2 separate regions of the Homo sapiens genome follow, and region 2 is linked to region 1. Evidence: read pairs that join two places in POLR2A ChIA-PET (ENCODE). Cell type or tissue: Panc1. All regions are shown on one strand.

The links. ChIA-PET counts read pairs that join two places held together with the same protein. Peaks named below come from ENCODE experiments on the same cell type or tissue, not always from the same donor. Only the 100,000 strongest peaks of a DNase experiment are listed, where the experiment ranks them.
Region 2: POLR2A ChIA-PET joins it to region 1 with 10 read pairs; 7 of 35 experiments call an interaction of 5 or more read pairs at or near these places.

What each region holds. Positions count from the first base shown.
Region 1 is chr10:102,620,690-102,628,689 of GRCh38, reverse strand. It overlaps SUFU (SUFU negative regulator of hedgehog signaling), which reads right to left. Exons shown (of 12, transcript NM_016169.4): 11 at 1,447-1,515. Among named protein-coding and RNA genes, the nearest start is that of TRIM8-DT, 18 kb to the left of the region's middle. RefSeq lists an enhancer at 1-231. In Panc1, no CTCF peak of the experiment used is centred here; no DNase peak of the experiment used is centred here; H3K27ac peaks cover 1,545 bases.
Region 2 is chr10:102,682,436-102,690,435 of GRCh38, reverse strand. It overlaps ARL3 (ARF like GTPase 3), which reads left to right. Exons shown (of 6, transcript NM_004311.4): 4 at 493-543; 5 at 4,435-4,620. Among named protein-coding and RNA genes, the nearest start is that of ARL3, 28 kb to the left of the region's middle. In Panc1, no CTCF peak of the experiment used is centred here; no DNase peak of the experiment used is centred here.

The DNA of each region.
Region 1 (8,000 bases):
GCAGGGTGTAGGGACAGCCTCTGGACAGAAAAGGAAAAAAAGAAAAAAGTCATTTTTAGTGACCTACTTTCCTCTGCTCCCCCAGGCTTCTGTCCCTCTTGCCTGGACTGTCCCCCTCCTACCCCCAAGCTCAAAGCAGCAGCCTGGCACAGCGCCATCCCAGTGCGACAAGGCCTCTCCGGAAGCGCTTCTGGGCAGCTGGCTCTGGTCTGACTGAATGGGGAGCTGGGACTCAGGGACCAGTGACTTGTGGGGGTTGATTGGCTGGCATGGACTGGGTGCTTGATGGCTTTGGAATATATAAATGAACAAATTTCTCAAGCTGCATCCCAGAGGACAGAGGAGACCCTGCTCTATTGAGGTGACCCTGGCTCTGGGGAGTTCCTGTCCAACTGGAGACCTGGACTGGACGGTCCCGCCCTGTGCACTCCCCTCAGCTTCCTAAACACCAGAGGCCTGTGTCCTGGCTGTTGCAGCCCAGGGAGCCCTGGAAGCTGGAAGCTCCAGCCCTGGCTGGAACCTAGCTCCCGCCTGGCCTCCCTCTTGGTAGAAAGCCTGGCCCCTGGGAGGCGAAGGAGTTCTCCCCCAAGCACATTTCCTGGCAGACAGGACAAGGGAAGGGTCTGCCTCTGCCACAGGCAGGGCAGGGCCCAGGAGAGCTCTCCAGAGGCCCGGCCAGCCTGCTAGAGTTCACTAACCCATGGGGCACTGGGGCCAGGAAAGCTCCCATCCCACTGGGGTGCTGCGGGCAGGAGCGGGGGAGGGGAAGGGATTTTCCAGGATGAGGTAAGCCCTCGCAAATAAGGATGCCGGGAACAAGGGAGAAAAAACAAAGGGGATTATGGACTCCATTCCTCTACCCCAGAGGAGCAGCTAAAGAAGGCACAGCCACAGCTGGCCTGCCAGCTCCTCCAGCTCTGAGCCAGGGCTGGAAGAGGGAGACTAAGAGGCACAGCTCATGGCTGGAGGACGAAGAAGGGAGAGTGGCTCCTGGGTGGCCCGAGGCGAGAGCAGGAGTCCCTTGCTGCCCACCAGAACTCCCCAGCGGAATGTTCTCTGGCAACAGACATGGGCGTTCTGTTCAGAATCTGCCAGGGAACAGCAGGGGCTGGGGAGAACTCGTACTAGCCTGAAGGCCCTGGCTTCCTCTTCAATGAGGCTCTCAGGAGCTGGCAATTCAGACGATTTGCTGGGTGTCCTTACAAGGGCTGGGGGTAGGGCAGGGGATGGTGAGGGTGCATAGAAACAGAAGAGAAATCTACAGTCTCCTCTCCAGCCTATCCCTGCACCTTGGGGAGGAGCCCACAGATGCAGCCACACAGATACATGCAAGCACACACGCACCACAGGTACACACGCACACATGCATGCACAGACGTGCACACGCACGCACACACATGGTCCCAGAGACGGGACCTGTTGTCAGGAAAAGTCAAACAAGCTTACTTCCTCTGGAGAAGTCAAATCTTCTAAATCCTCCAACATTTTCTCTACAAACTCTTCGGTCAACAGAATCTGTGAAGGCACAAGGCAGGCTTTTATTATTATTTTTAAATGTATGATCTTTTTGCCAACCACCAAGCGTTATACCTCTCTTCTGACCATGGAGGAGAGATGAGCTCACTGTGATCTGTTCAAGGGACACAGGGAAGTGTTTGAGGCCTGTCCCCAGCTGTCATTCCCCCCACACCCTCACCTCCCTGCAATATCAGACTGAGGCATAGAAGGAAAGGGGTCAGGGGACAATGGGGAGGGGAGGGAGGACACTGGGAGAGCTGGGAATGCTGCTCCCAGAAGGGAGATGAACACTGGTGGGGCCGGTAAAAAGGAATCTCAGGAAGAAAAAGGAACAGAAAAGAAAAATTAAAAGGAAAAAAAATTAAATTAAAGCTGCTGCCCAGTCAGGCTCTAGTGTCCCCCTCTGCCCCTCACCGTAGAAGGACAAAAGGAAACTGTTTGGATTTGGAATACAAGCCCTATCTGGAATCTGGAAGTGCCCTGGAAGGTACATCCAAGAATGTCTGAGCTGGAGAATCTGGAGATTGTGGACCAACGTCTCATTTTACAGATGACAAAGGGACTCCCAACTTCCATTCCCATTCACAGTAGCCACATCCTCCCAGGCTGGAAGCTCCCAAGCCCCTGACCTGCTGTGCTCGATCAGCCACTGAGTTCCTCCAGCCTTCTTTGAGGTTCCTCTTCTCTAGGTCACCTCCCAGCATTCCACGTTGCTGTTCTAGTCTGACACCTCATTGCCTCTCGCTTTGATGCTGAGTCTGGCCCCACTATTTGGCTGGCACAAACACCAACTTCATCCGCTAAAGAAGTTTTCACAGCCAATACCAACGTCCAAGGGCTCTCAGGCCCTCTAAAACCGGCCTTCCTCAATCTGCTGGGCCATTCTTCCCCACCCACCCCTCTCGTCAGGCTGCTAGGCAGAGCCAGGCCAAGCTGATCCCAGGTCTGCACCCCACCACGCCCTGGGTGAGGGTGTCTTTCCTCTTCCAACTGTGACCCCTTCCTTCACCCCTCCCCCTCCCTGTCCTTGTCCCCAGGGCCTCCCAGCCTCCCTCCACTGCAGACCCTTCTGTACCCCCAGGCCACAGCTCTACCTGTCTTCTCCCGTACACCTTGAGCACCCAGGTAGGGCACAAAGGAAGAAAGATAATGGGGTGAAGATCCAGGTGAGGGGCTCCTCTGAGGGGAAACCCTCCCTGTGAGGAGGAGAATTGAGAACTTGAAAAAATACCCACCAGGTTTCCCCTGGGAATTGTCAGCTGCCAAGAACAAAAGTTTCCACGCTGTGAGATAACAAGGAAGGAGTGCACACAGGAAGGTGAGCACACAGGACGGCTCGGGAGCTCACAGGACGGAGGTCTCTAAAGCAAGAAGTGGACGGGGTGGAGGAGGGAGTGAGAAATAAGAACACTACCCCCAAGTGAGCAGAAAAGCCGCCATCATACCGGGCATGCTAACTGCTCATCTCCATGTCTCCTTACAGTGGAGGAAACAGGCACAGGCAGGTTATGTAATTTGCTCAGTGTCACACGGCTTGTGAGTGGTTAAGACCATATCCTGATCATGTCTGGACTCTCAATTTAGTGCCTGGAGTACTGCTCCCGAATGCTGAACTCTCACCCCCAGGACACTAACTCATCCATTCATCCTTCCAGGGACACAGGCATGAAGGCAGCTCATTTCCCACCAGGACAAGCACCCTCTTTTGGCTGGCAAGGAGACAAGAGACCCAGCCTTCCCAGGCTCCAAGCCCATAGCAGGAACAAAATAACTCTGACCACTGGTCCACGTCTCCTCACCAAACTCTCTGTTCTAGGAGCTAGGGCCCCGACCAAGGACAGAGACAAGGCTTAGAGACAGAGCAGGAGAGGCAAAGTTGGCAAAGTTCGGGGAGGTGCACCCCTACAGTTCTTCCTAATTCCCCAAAGTGGGACTGGCCGACTCTGCCCACAGACTCCAGCCATACACGTACTCCCTCTCACAGCCTAAGCCCTTGCTCCTCCTACTCTCTTATCCCAGGGGTGTCCTCCCCAAAAGTTCAGTTTCCCCACCAGTTATCACCAGTCTGCTCAAGCAATACAAAAGTTACATTCATATTTTTGGCATTTCCGGGGCTCGTTGCCATCTCTGCAAATGCTAGCACAAACACAAGCATACCTAAAACCCAATTATATTACAATGGCTCCAGTCTGGGCCGGGCTGGGCTAATTTCTAACTCACAAATAACTTGGAGGGAGGGGCTTTCTGCCAGATCAGTAAATAGATGTGGGACTATAACAAGTGCTGGGGGTGAGATGGGGTGGAGGGAGGACAGGAAGAGGGGCAAGGGTTCACAGAGGCTGTGGCCACCCAGTGAGACGCCAGAGTTATTCTTCAAGGAAACGTAATGCCACCAACACTGAGTTCAATTCTAAGCTGGTTCCCCTGACAAAGGTCTGGAACTGGTGCTAAGGAGAGGGTGAGTTATGGTGGCTTTTAGTAGAGCAACGACCATGCGCGGCACCATCTGTGTGTGGACTTATTTTGGACTCGGTTGGGGGAGGGGATGGCCAGATCAAAAATGAGGACAAACCCTAGCTGCTCCTCCATTTTTGCTTTTGGTGATTTGCTGGTTCCCGCTGGAAACTTCACGTTATTTTAAAAGAATTAAAGGGGAAAAATTATACATGAGATCTACATGATATTAAAGGTGACATTCTCTGCAAAGAAACACGACAGACTGTCATAGCTCCAGGCACCTAATTTAATTTCCTTTGGGAGTTAAACCTTAGAAGGTTGGATTGAACAAACAGGCCCTGTTCTTTGTATATTTCAGACCTGGAGCTGAGAATGTTAACAGATCTTATCAACAGGACACTGGAGATAGACAGCTAAGATGGGGCAGCTCCTGGGAGCTCTCCCGAGTAACAGACTTGCCCTTGTGATGCAACTGTGGGAAAAGCCTGTGCAGTTCTGGGGCTTGGCACTCCTGAGGCTCACTGGGTCCCTACAGAGCTGCTTGGCTCTGTCACGAATAATAATGGGAATGGTGATGATAAAAATGACAGTAAAAATGGCCAATAGCAGAAGCAGTACCTCCACCATGTGCTAGGCGCTGTGCTAAGAGCTTGATCAGTGTCATTTCATTGAATCCTTATGGCAGTTCTGCTAGGGAGGTGACTATCATCCCCACTTTGCCCAAGGGTAGGTACCCAGAGGAGACAAGGCTCTGGACTTTTCTTTTTATTTTTTAGATGGAATCTCTTGCCCTATCGCCCAGGCTGGAGTGCAGTGGTACAATCTTGGCTCATTGCAACCTCCGCCTCCTGGGTTCAAGCGATTCTCCTGCCTCAGCCTCCCGAGTAGCTGGGATTACAGGTGACCATCACCATGTCCGGCTAATTTTTGTATTTTTAGTAGAGATGGGGTTTTGCCATGTTGGCCAGGCTGGTCTTGAACTCCTGACCTCAAATGATCCATCCGCCTTGGCCTCCCAAAGTGCTGGGATCACAGGCAAGAGCCACCACGCCTGGCTCAAGGCTCTGGACTTTAGAGGAACGGCTATCTGATCTCATGGTGATAGAGGATGCTCTTTTCCTGTCTGGGGAAGACACCCCAACTGTAGAAGCCTATATAGATGGGGATAACTTCTCTGTCTTCTGATGAGGGAGGTGAAGGTAGCTTTGGTTTTTACCAATGACCTGGAAAATCAGCAGTCCCAACCTCCACCAGCCACACATTTCCTGGCCACCTGCTCAACTTAAGAGGGCTAGAAGCCTGAGAGTCACAGACACTGCTAAAAAACCAGACTGGCCAATGAAAAGGAAGGCAAACCAATGCCCAGAGATGGTTCCCAAGTGGGGACGGTGGGGCAAATTCCCAGGCCAGCCTAGTGAATACATATATCTTGACAGTTCTCTAGCCCAGAAAGTAGCAGTAGAAATAATATTGATAACAGCACTCACTGATATTTGCACTTACCAAGAGCCAGGCAGAAAACACTTATGTTTGTACACAAACAGCCCTCAGAGGGAGGAGACCCTCTAGTAAGAGAGGAAGACCCTCAACCAATCTGAGCAGCACACTCCCCTGGGAAGCTTCTGAAAATATGGCGATGCTAGGCCCCATTCACACTTCCTGAATCAGAATACTCTGGGGTAAGGCCAAGGCCCATGCTTTTTTTTTTTTTTTTTTTTTTTTTGAGACGGAGTTTTGCTCTTGTTTTCCAGGCTGGAGTGCAATGGCACGATCTCAACTCACCGCAACCTCTGCCTCCTGGGTTCAAGTGATTCTCCTGCCTCAGTCTCTCAAGTAGCTGGGATTACAGGCATGTGCCACCATGCCCAGCTAATTTTTTTTTTTTTTTTTTCTTCTGAGACGGAGTCTCACTCTGTCACCCAGGCTGGAGTGCAGTAGCATGATCTTGGCTCACTGCAAGCTCCGCCTCCTGGGTTCATGCCATTCTCCTGCCTCAGCCTCCCAAAGTGTTGGGATTACAGGCGTGAGCCACTGGGCCCGGCCAGGGGCTGGAGTTTTGTCTGCTGTTTAACAGCAGACAAACAAGCTGGGACTACAGGCGCCCGCCGCCATGCCCGGCTAATTTTTTGTATTTTTAGTAGAGACGGGGTTTTACTGTGTTAGCCAGGATGGTCTCGATCTCCTGACCTCATGATCCGCCCGCCTCGGCCTCCCAAAGTGCTAGGATTACAGGTGTGAGCCACCGTGCCTGGCAATTTTGTATTTTTAGTAGAGATGGGGTTTCTCCACATTGGTCAGGCTGGTCTCGAACTCCCGACCTCAGATGATCCACCCACCTCAGCCTCCCAAAGTGCTGGGACTGATTACAGGCGTGAGCCACCGCACCTGGCCAGCACTTGTATTCTTAAGTGGTGCCCCAGGAGATCATGGTGAGGGGCTGCTGGGGAAATACTCAGGCCCACAGGGAAAGGGGGTTTGGGCACAGGCTTAACCAACAGGGGTGAGTTGGTGGCTGTAGCTTCACCACCATCAAACGGGCTGAGCTGCGAGGGGGGCAATGGATCTTGGTTACCCCCAGTTCCCACCTTTGGCCAGGGAGGGGGGCTTGGAATCTAGGCCAGCAGCTACTCCAGTGGGCTCACACCAGCTGCCTTAACCAGCTTGGCTGGGTGGTGGTGAGGGAGGACTGTCAACAACCTCCCAATTCCCCAGGCCCCAGCAAGTTCCAGAAAGGAACCCGAAAAGTGATCTTGTGTCAGTGCCTGCCCTGGGCAAGCCAGGCTGCACTGCAGGCAGGGGCCCAGCTGCTGCAGATCTGACGCCGATTCAGATGTCTGTGGTCAATGATATTTCTGAGTCTGCAAAGAGTGGCTGACAATGCCCACTCCTTCCCTTTGGTATGACAATCCACACTTTGTCCAGGGCATTGTTTGTTCTTCATGTTGACACGTTGTACTTGCTTCCCAACAAATTTGGCTTTCTTTTCCCTCCCTTTCCTCCTCTCAGGGAAGGAAATGTGTTGTTTACAGTGGAAGAGCCTGCCAAGGAGCTGCTCTGGCACCCACGATGGCAGTGGAGGAGGCAGGGACGGGGAAGCAGTCCTGTCTGCATCCCTTCCCTCCCACCCCCACTCCACAGGCCAGACAAAAGCCAGAAAACAGCCTGGAGAACACCCCCAACCCAGGTCAGGGACAGAGGCGTGTGGTGCGGCAGGTAGCGGGCTGCAGTTGGGGCACAGGTCTCGCTCATTTCCTGTTCTTAGTGGGCGGTGAAAAGTTGGCTCTGGTGGCCAGAAGCGGGCTCAGACTCCTGCTCTGGCTGTGGGCTGCCAGGGACACAGGGCGGCATCACAGTCCTTTCCTACAAGGGAGGGTACTTCCCCAGGCGCATTGCTGGGCTCTAAACCTTAATGGGTGTCCCCCTGGACAACAAGGTCTCGGGGCAGTCCAAGCAAAGGTCTCCAGGGAGAATAAGTATGCCTGGGTTCACCCGTGGAAGGAGGAACAGTAGAGGCACCAAAGAGGAGGTGCCCAGGGCATGGGCTGGGGATTCCCAAGTCATCTTCTACACAATATCCAAATGGGTAGCAGAAGGCAGGGCTTGCCCAGAGGAGAGCTCGGCAGCACCTTCCCAAGCCTGGCCTGGAGCAGCAGAGCCCACTTGGAACAGCTGCTGGGCGTCTTCTCCCACGCCTGGGGCTTCCCATCAGGACTGGCAGAGAATGGCTGGGACTAGGGGCGCAACCTGGGTGAGCTGTCAGACACCACACAGCTGAGAAAGCATTGCGGGGCCTAAAACAATATTCTCATATTTGGTGATGTGACCCCTATGTGACCGCTGGGGCTGAGACTTATCCCCCTTCAGATCAACCCTGGCTGGGGACGGATGAACAACTCAGCTCTGGGCCGGGCTCCCGCTCAGAAGACTAACAGCCCAGTGTTGACAGGCTCAAGGGAGAGAGGCTTGTTAAAGCCACCAGGATGAGGAATGCTGGGGGAAGGAGGTGCAGGAGCAGACCTTGGCAG
Region 2 (8,000 bases), 62 kb before region 1:
GGCGTGTGCCTGTAGTCCCAGCTGCTGGGGAGGCTGAGGCAGGAGAATGGGGTGAACCCAGAGCCGAAATCATGCCACTGCACTCCAGCCTGGGTGACAGAGCAGAGCAAGACTCTGTCTCAAAAAAAAAAAAAAAAAAAGGAAAATAGTGAAATCTATATTGTAGAGTTGTAATGAGGGTTAATAGAGTAGACCTAGTAATGTTTAGTGACAACATCAAGTGCCCATTAAATGTAGCTATTTTATCCCACTTGGTTTTCCTAAATCCTAGACTTTGGAGCATTGCTGAAGGTATTTTCTGGGCATCCCTATTTAATTAATTTGTGTATTTGTTTGTTTGGCCTTCATAAATGAGATGAGACTCACCAGTCAATTTCTGTATGTTGTGCTAATTGGAATATGCTGATTGGGGATCACCTGCTCCTTTTGCAGAAATTGCCCTGTCTTTTCCATCTCTGCTCACTGAAATAACCTTCTTCTTTTCCTTTATAGATATATGTAATCGACAGTGCAGACAGAAAAAGATTTGAAGAGACGGGTCAGGTAAATAATTCTTTTTTATATCAAAGTTCTTATATATATATATGTATGTACTTTTTTTTTTTTGAGACGGAGTTTTTGCTCTTGTTGCCCAGGCTAGAGTGCAATGGCATGATCTCGGCTCACCCCAACCTCCGCCTCCCAGGTTCAAGCAATTCTCCTGCCTCAGCCTCCCGAGTAGCTGGAATTAGCATGCACCACCACGCCTGGCTAATTTTGTATTTTTAGTAGAGAGAGGGTTTCACCACATTGGTCAGGCTGGTCTTGAACTCCCGACCTCAGGTGATCTTCCCGCCTCAGCCTCACAAGGTGCTGGGATTACAGGCGTGAGCCACCACGCCCAGCCTAGTATATTTTTTAAATACTAATTCTTCTGTTGAGATAGTTCCCAAATAACTGGGTATTCATTAATCAACCTTGTAAATGTGTGAGAGTGAGGGAGGTTTTTGTTTTGTTTTGTTTGTTAACCTTTACAGTTCAAACAAGACAGTTATTCTAGCAAGCAGGCAAAAATACCAGTTGTCTGAAATTAGTTGAGAGTTCTTTAAACAGTTTTTTTTTCCCCCCTCCAAAACGGAGTTTCACTCTTGTCACCCAGGCTGGAGTGCAATGGCACAATTTCAGCTCACTGCAACTTCAACCTCCCAGGTTCAAGTGATTCTCCTGCCTCAGCCTCCCAAGTAGCTGGGATTACAGGCGTGCGCCACCACGCCCGGCTAATTTTTTTGTATTTTTAGTAGAGACAGGGTTTCACCATGTTGACCAGGCTGGTCTTGAACTCTTGACCTCAGATGATCCACCCACCTCAGCCTCCCAAAGTGCTGGGATTACAGGCGTGAGCCTCCATGCCCAGCCTAAACAGTTTTCTAATTAAAGCTTTTTAGCTTTAATCAAATTGAATATATGAGATACAGACAAGTGGAACTTAGCACCATGCCCAAAGGCTCTTCAGGTTTTTTCCCAGGCCATGTGAAAACGAACCCAGAGGAACAAGTCACTTCTCATTTTTATTTACATTTTTCAATACCTACTTAATTGATTCAGGGGTAACTTTGACAAATCTGAAAGGACAGGAAAAAATGCACATGCCAAGGGCTGGGTGCGGTGGCTCGCGCCTGTAATCCCAGCCCTTTGGGAGGCTGAGGTGGGCAGATCACTTGCAGTCAGGAGATCAAGACCATCCTGGCTAACACAGTGAAACCCTGTCTCTACTAAAAACACAAAAAATTAGCCAGGTGTGGTGGCACGTGCCTGTACAGTCCCAGCTACTCTGGAGGCTGAGGCAGGAGAATCACTTGAACCCACTGCAGAGGTTGCACTGAGCCGAGATTGTGTCACTGCACTCCAGCCTGGGTGACAGAGTGAGACTCCCTCTCAAAAAAAAAAAAAAAAAAAAGTTTTTTAAAAAGTTATCATTGCAGAGTCCTTGGCCTGTGTCCTAAATGACCACAGGTGGCCTTCCAAAGGTAGCAGTTCTCATGTTTATGTCCCTTTTTTTGAAATTGAGTTGAGAACTCTCCAGACTTCTGGAAACAACCCACCACCCTTCCATACCCTGATGATTTCTGGATTATCACTCATGTGAAATGAGCTTGGAGGTGGAGGGGGTCCTATGTAGTCATCTGCCTCTTGATCCATACAGTTCTCTTTGAAAGCCCATGTGTTTTAAGTAGCTAAAATGTGGATTTAATGAGGAAAAGGTGGGGCCTATCATTTAAGTACATATACACCCTTTCCTATAGTTTTTGTAAACAAAATCACATATAGTTTAGACCCCAACCTATAACCTAAATATCAGGGACCTTGCCAGATGGACCAATAAAGTTATTTTAGGATGTAGGTTTGATGAAATGTGAAGCATGTGCATGCATGTTTTAGAGATAGAGATTGATGAAACAGAATTATCTCTAAAGTAATTGTCATTTTCAGTTTAAATTTCATACACACACACACATACACACACACACACGCATTGAAAGTTATTTGCAGGTAATAACCTTGGGTAAGTTTTGAATCTCAAACCACTTCTTGTCTTCTCCCTTGAATGATTTTCTCAAAAGTGTTCTATGGGCCAGGTGTGATGGCTCATCGCTATAATTCTAGCACTTTGTTAGGCTGAGGCAGGAGGATCCCTTGAGCCCAGGAGTTCAAGACCAGCGTGGGCAATATATCAAAACCCTGTCTCTACAAAAAAAAATTTTTTTTTTCCAGGCAGAATCTCACTCTGTCACCCTGGCTGGAGTGCAGTGGCATGATCTTAGCTCACTGCAACCTTTGCCTCCTGGGTTCAAGCAATTCTCCTGTCTCAGCCTCCCAAGTAGTTGGGACTACATGTGCCCACCACCATGCACAGCTAATTTTTGTATTTTTAATAGAGACAGGGTTTCACCATATTGGTCAGACTGGTCTCGAACTCCGCCCACCTCAGCCTCCCAAAATGCTGGGATTACATGGGTGAGCCACCGCGCCTGGCCAAAAAAAATTTTTTTTTAATTAGCTGGGCATGGTGGCAATCACCTGAGGTCCCAGCTAGCTGATCAGGAGGCTAAGTTAAGCATTGCTTGAGCCCAGGAGGTTGAGCCTGCAGTAAGCTGTGATCGCACCACTGCACTCCAGCCTGGATGACAGAGTGAGATATTGTCTCAAAAAAAAAAAGTGATCTGTGAATCATCTGTAGCGGAATCACTTCAGGAGTTTGCTAAAAATGTGGATTCCTATGCCGGGCGCGGTGGCTCACGCCTGTAATCCCAGCACTTTGGGAGGCCAAGGTGGGGGGTGGATCACAAGGTCAGGAGTTCAAGACTAGCCTGGCCAAGATGGTGAAACCCCGTCTCTACTAAAAATACAAAAAAAATTAGCGAGGCATGGTGGTGGGCGCCTGTAATCCCAGCCACTTGGGAGGCTGAGGCAGAGAATTGCTTGAACCCGGGAGGCGGAGGTTGCAGTGAGCCGAGATCGCGCCACTGCACTCCAGCCTGGGCAACAGAGCAAGACTCGTCTCAAAAAAAAAAAAAAAAAAAAAAAAAAAAGTAAATTCCTGAGCCCTAGCTCAGACTTTCCAAAGTCAGCATCTCTGGGTTGGGCCCAGGAATCTGCCAGGGGAATCTTATACAGGTTCAAGTTTGATAATCAGACTGAGCACGGCGGCTCACACCGTAATCCCAGCACTTTGGGAGGCCAAGGCGGGCAGATCACTTGAGGCCAGGAGTTCAAGACCAGCCTGACCAACATGGTGAAAACCCATCTCTACTAAAAATACAGAAATTAGCTGGGCATGGTAGTGTGCACCTGCAGTCCCAGCTACTCAGGAGGCTGAGGGGTGAGAATTGCTTGAACCTGGGAGGTGAAAGGTTGCAGTGAGCCGGGATTGCGCCACTGCACTCCAGCCTGGGCGACAGAGCGAGACCCTGTCTCAAAAAAAAAAAAAAAGAAAGAAAAAAAAAAGTTTGAGAATCACTACTCTTGAAAGTTGCTAGTTGATCAGCTTAACTGTTATTTTTTTTTCTGATTAGAACTGCATGGTTGTCCGGGCATGGTAGCTCACGCCTGTAATCCCAGCACTTTGGGAGGCCGAGGTGGGTGGATCACCTGAGGTGTGCAGTTCTAGACCAGCCTGCCCAACGTGGCAAAACCCTGTCTCTACTAAAAATACAAAAATTAGCTGAGTGTGGTGGTGCATGCCTGTAGTCCCAGCTACTCAGGAGGTTGAGGCAGGAGAATCACTTGAACCTGGGAAGCGAAGGTTGCAGTGAGCCGAGATCACGCCATTGCACTCCAGCCTGGGTGACAGAGTGAGACTCTGTCTCAAAAAAAAAAAAAAAAAAGTAGTGTATGGTTAAATATCATAGATGTATAGATTTTAACCTTCCCTCCCTCTCCCTTCTCAAAATCCAGGAACTAGCGGAATTACTGGAGGAAGAAAAACTAAGTTGTGTGCCAGTGCTCATCTTTGCTAATAAGCAGGATTTGCTCACAGCAGCCCCTGCCTCTGAAATTGCAGAAGGACTGAACCTGCATACCATCCGCGACCGAGTCTGGCAGATCCAGTCTTGCTCAGCTCTCACAGGAGAGGGCGTTCAGGTGAGATTACAGGAAGGCTTGGCCACCTGGCAACATGACAGCTAACCGAGGTGGTCTGTCTCATTGGTTGGGCTGATCTTGATGGGCAGATGAGCCATTCCAAGATATGAAGGGCATGGAGGAATTTGGTTCTTTTCTGCTTAGCAACCAATCAGATATCATGAGGTGCCCCAACAGTGCCCCAGGTAAGCCACCCCACATGTGCAGCAAGCTTCCCCTTTGGGAGGGATGTGAGAACAGAAGACTGAGGATTGTCTCTAACTCTAGGATTCTTTGATGATTGATTGGATTGGGGTTTTGTGTTGTGTCTAATATTACGGATGCTAAAATGCCTGTACTTCCAAGGTGATAGCCACCAATAACCATACACGTACTAGTCATCCTAGAAGTGTTTTTGTTTCTTCTGTTGGTTATCTTCCCTACCCCTAGGGTTGGTGTCTGTTTCCTGCTACTTCAGGTTGGTTTCCCACTGGGAGGCTTCTGCTGACAGAAAGCCCCATGCTTTGTACTGAGGAACTGTGTACCGGAAAAGCAGGCTCCCCCTAATTTTTTTTTTTTTTTTTTTTGAGACGGAGTTTCATTCTCATTGCCCAGGCTGGAGTGCAGTGGCACAATCTCGGCTCACTGCAACCTCCGCCTTCCAGGTTCAAGTGATTCTCCTGCCTCAGCCTTGCAAGTAGCTGGGATTACAGGCATTCACCACCACACCCAGCTAATTTTTTGTATTTTTAGTAGAAACGGGATTTCGCCATGTTGACCAGGCTGGTCTTGAACTCCTGACCCCAAGTGATCTGCCTGCGTCAGCCTCCCAAAGTGCTGGGATTACAGGCATGAGCCACCCTGCCCGGCCCTGGCTGCTTTTTAAAACATCAAGGCCAGGTGCAGTGGCTCATGCCTGTAATCCCAGCACTTTGGGAGGCCGAGGCGGGTGGATCACCTGAGGTCAGGGGTTCGAGACCAGCCTGGCCAACATGGTGAAACCCCCGTCTCTACTAAAAATACAAAAAAAATCAGCCGGACATGGTGGTGCACACCTGTAATCCCAGCTACTTGGGAGGCTGAGGCAGCAGAATTGCTTGAAGCTGGGAGGCGAAGGTTCCAGTGAGCCAAGATCGCATCACTGCACTCCAGCCTGGGCGACAGAGCAAGACTCTCTCTCAAAATAAATAAATAAATAAAAATAAACAATCAAAATTTGTCTAACATATTTTACTCCGATTGCACATAGGATGGCAGTCATAAGGCCTAAGGTTATTTTGATGAAGATGAGACCCAAGAAAAGATAGTAATTTTCTTGTGTTTCTGAAAACCACTTCAGCATGAGCCTGTCTAAAAGGTTTAGATGACAAATTTAGAAAGCTGAGAGTAGCCGGCTGTGGTGGCTCACACCTGTAATCCCAGCACTTTGGGAGGCCGAGGCAGGCAGATCACGAGGTCAGGAGATCGAGACCATCCTGGCTAACACAGTGAAGCCCCGTCTCTACTAAAAATACAAAAAAATTAGCCGGGTGTGGTGGCGGGCACCTGTAGTCCCAGCTACACGGGAGGCTGAGGCAGGAGAATGGCCTGAACCCAGGAGGCGGAGCTTGCAATGAGCTGAGATTGCACTACTGCACTCCAGCCTGGGTGAAAGAGTGAGACTCTGTCTCAGAAAAAGAAAAAAAGAGAGAGAAAGCTGAGAGCATCTTGAGGTTGGGGGCTATTATGAAGGTGGGGCTGAAGAAAAGCAATATAGTTTGTGTGCATATTCGTAAGAAAGTGCAAGTACAGCTCTGGAATCTTTCTTTTGCTTGACCAGAGTGTTGAAGAAAAAGCAAAGCGAGAATTAACAGTAAGCCTCTTGTATCTTCCACCAGCCTTAGCGATGTGAAAAAGGAGAACTAGAGTAATCTAGAATCAGTATTTAGAGCCGTGGCATTTAAAGTCAAGGACACTGCTTCAGAGAAGCCTGGAGGTAGAGAGGGATCTCCTGTCATTTTCTTCCCAACCCCCAGCCCTCCCCCAACTCCCATCAGGTGGAGATTAAAGGATAGAACTCCATGCTCCTGGCTGTGTAACCACCGTAGACAGTGCCCTTCACGGGATCTTTAGGCCACAAAAGAGGCAGCAAGCTACTAGGCAGCTAGAGGGTGGGGTTGGGGACAGGCAGGGGAGCACTGCAAAATAAACCAGTTTGAGTGAGTAAAGTGAGATTATTATATATGATTTGATTTTGATAAGAAAGTTCTTCCCAGATTGGGGCCTTCAGCAACCAAGTTCACAGGAAATGATATCAAGAGAGATCCAACAAAAAACTATGAGCAAAAAATAAAAAATGATTTTTGTATGGAGGAGAAATAGTTTGAAGGTCACTTAATTAGTTTAGTAGATAGTACCATGGTGTATAGAATTGGGTAGTTAAGACTGGGATTTCAAGGTTAATGAGATTAGATTATGGTTAATAGAATGATATAAATTTAGAGAATTTAACCATTATTTGAAATGGGTTATTTAATAAAAATGTTAATTAAGAAGGGAATCTGCTGTCTATTGTCCTTTCGTGGTAACCTTTGGGGACTAGAGAAAGGTCATGGAGTTTTGCTGTGGAAGCGCTTTTCACTGTGAGCCACTGGTTGACCGTGTACCTCCCTAAGGTGGTGCCTCTGACCCAAGCTCTTGTCCACACACCAGCTTCCTGGTTTTTGCCTTAAAAAGAGTCACTTAAGTGGAATTCCTTTCCAGCATTGCTTAGTTGAAGTACAGGCCTTTAGTAATTTTTATTTATTAGGGCTAAAAATATTCTAAAACTGAAAGACTTTACTAGAAAAATATCAATAAAGATCGAATGGTTTGAGGTTCACTTTCAAACGTGAAAACTGTGCAATAATTACTGAAATGCCCTAAATTCCTGTTTTTTTCCTCCCTACCCCACCCCACCTCCCCAAAAGCTGGCCCAAATGATTAGGCACTGAATAGGCAAGTCAGGTGACATCTGATTCTAACAACTCTGAAAGAAAATGTACAAAGGTTTAAAAATAAAAAAAGGACCTGGAATTTCTGTTGCAGTTTCAAGTGTTTAAAGACAGACACATACATCGTACATGTTTAATCAAAACATATTTAAGAGACCTGTCTTGTACTGCTTAACAATAGGTAGCCTCACGGGGGCGAGTTAAGGAAACAGCCATGGAGCTGCTAGATGGCAAGCCACGCCCCTCTGTGGATGAAGTAGGGCAGGTACATCACTTCTCATTAGTGGAGTAGCTTAAACACATGATTTGAGACTATGGAAGTTAGTGATTCCTGGGATGGATTTCAGGGTCCCGTTCCACCTGGTGTCCTGAAGGCAGCACATACGAAGCCATTACAGGGGTGGGAAGTACCACGTGTTGTTCACCAGC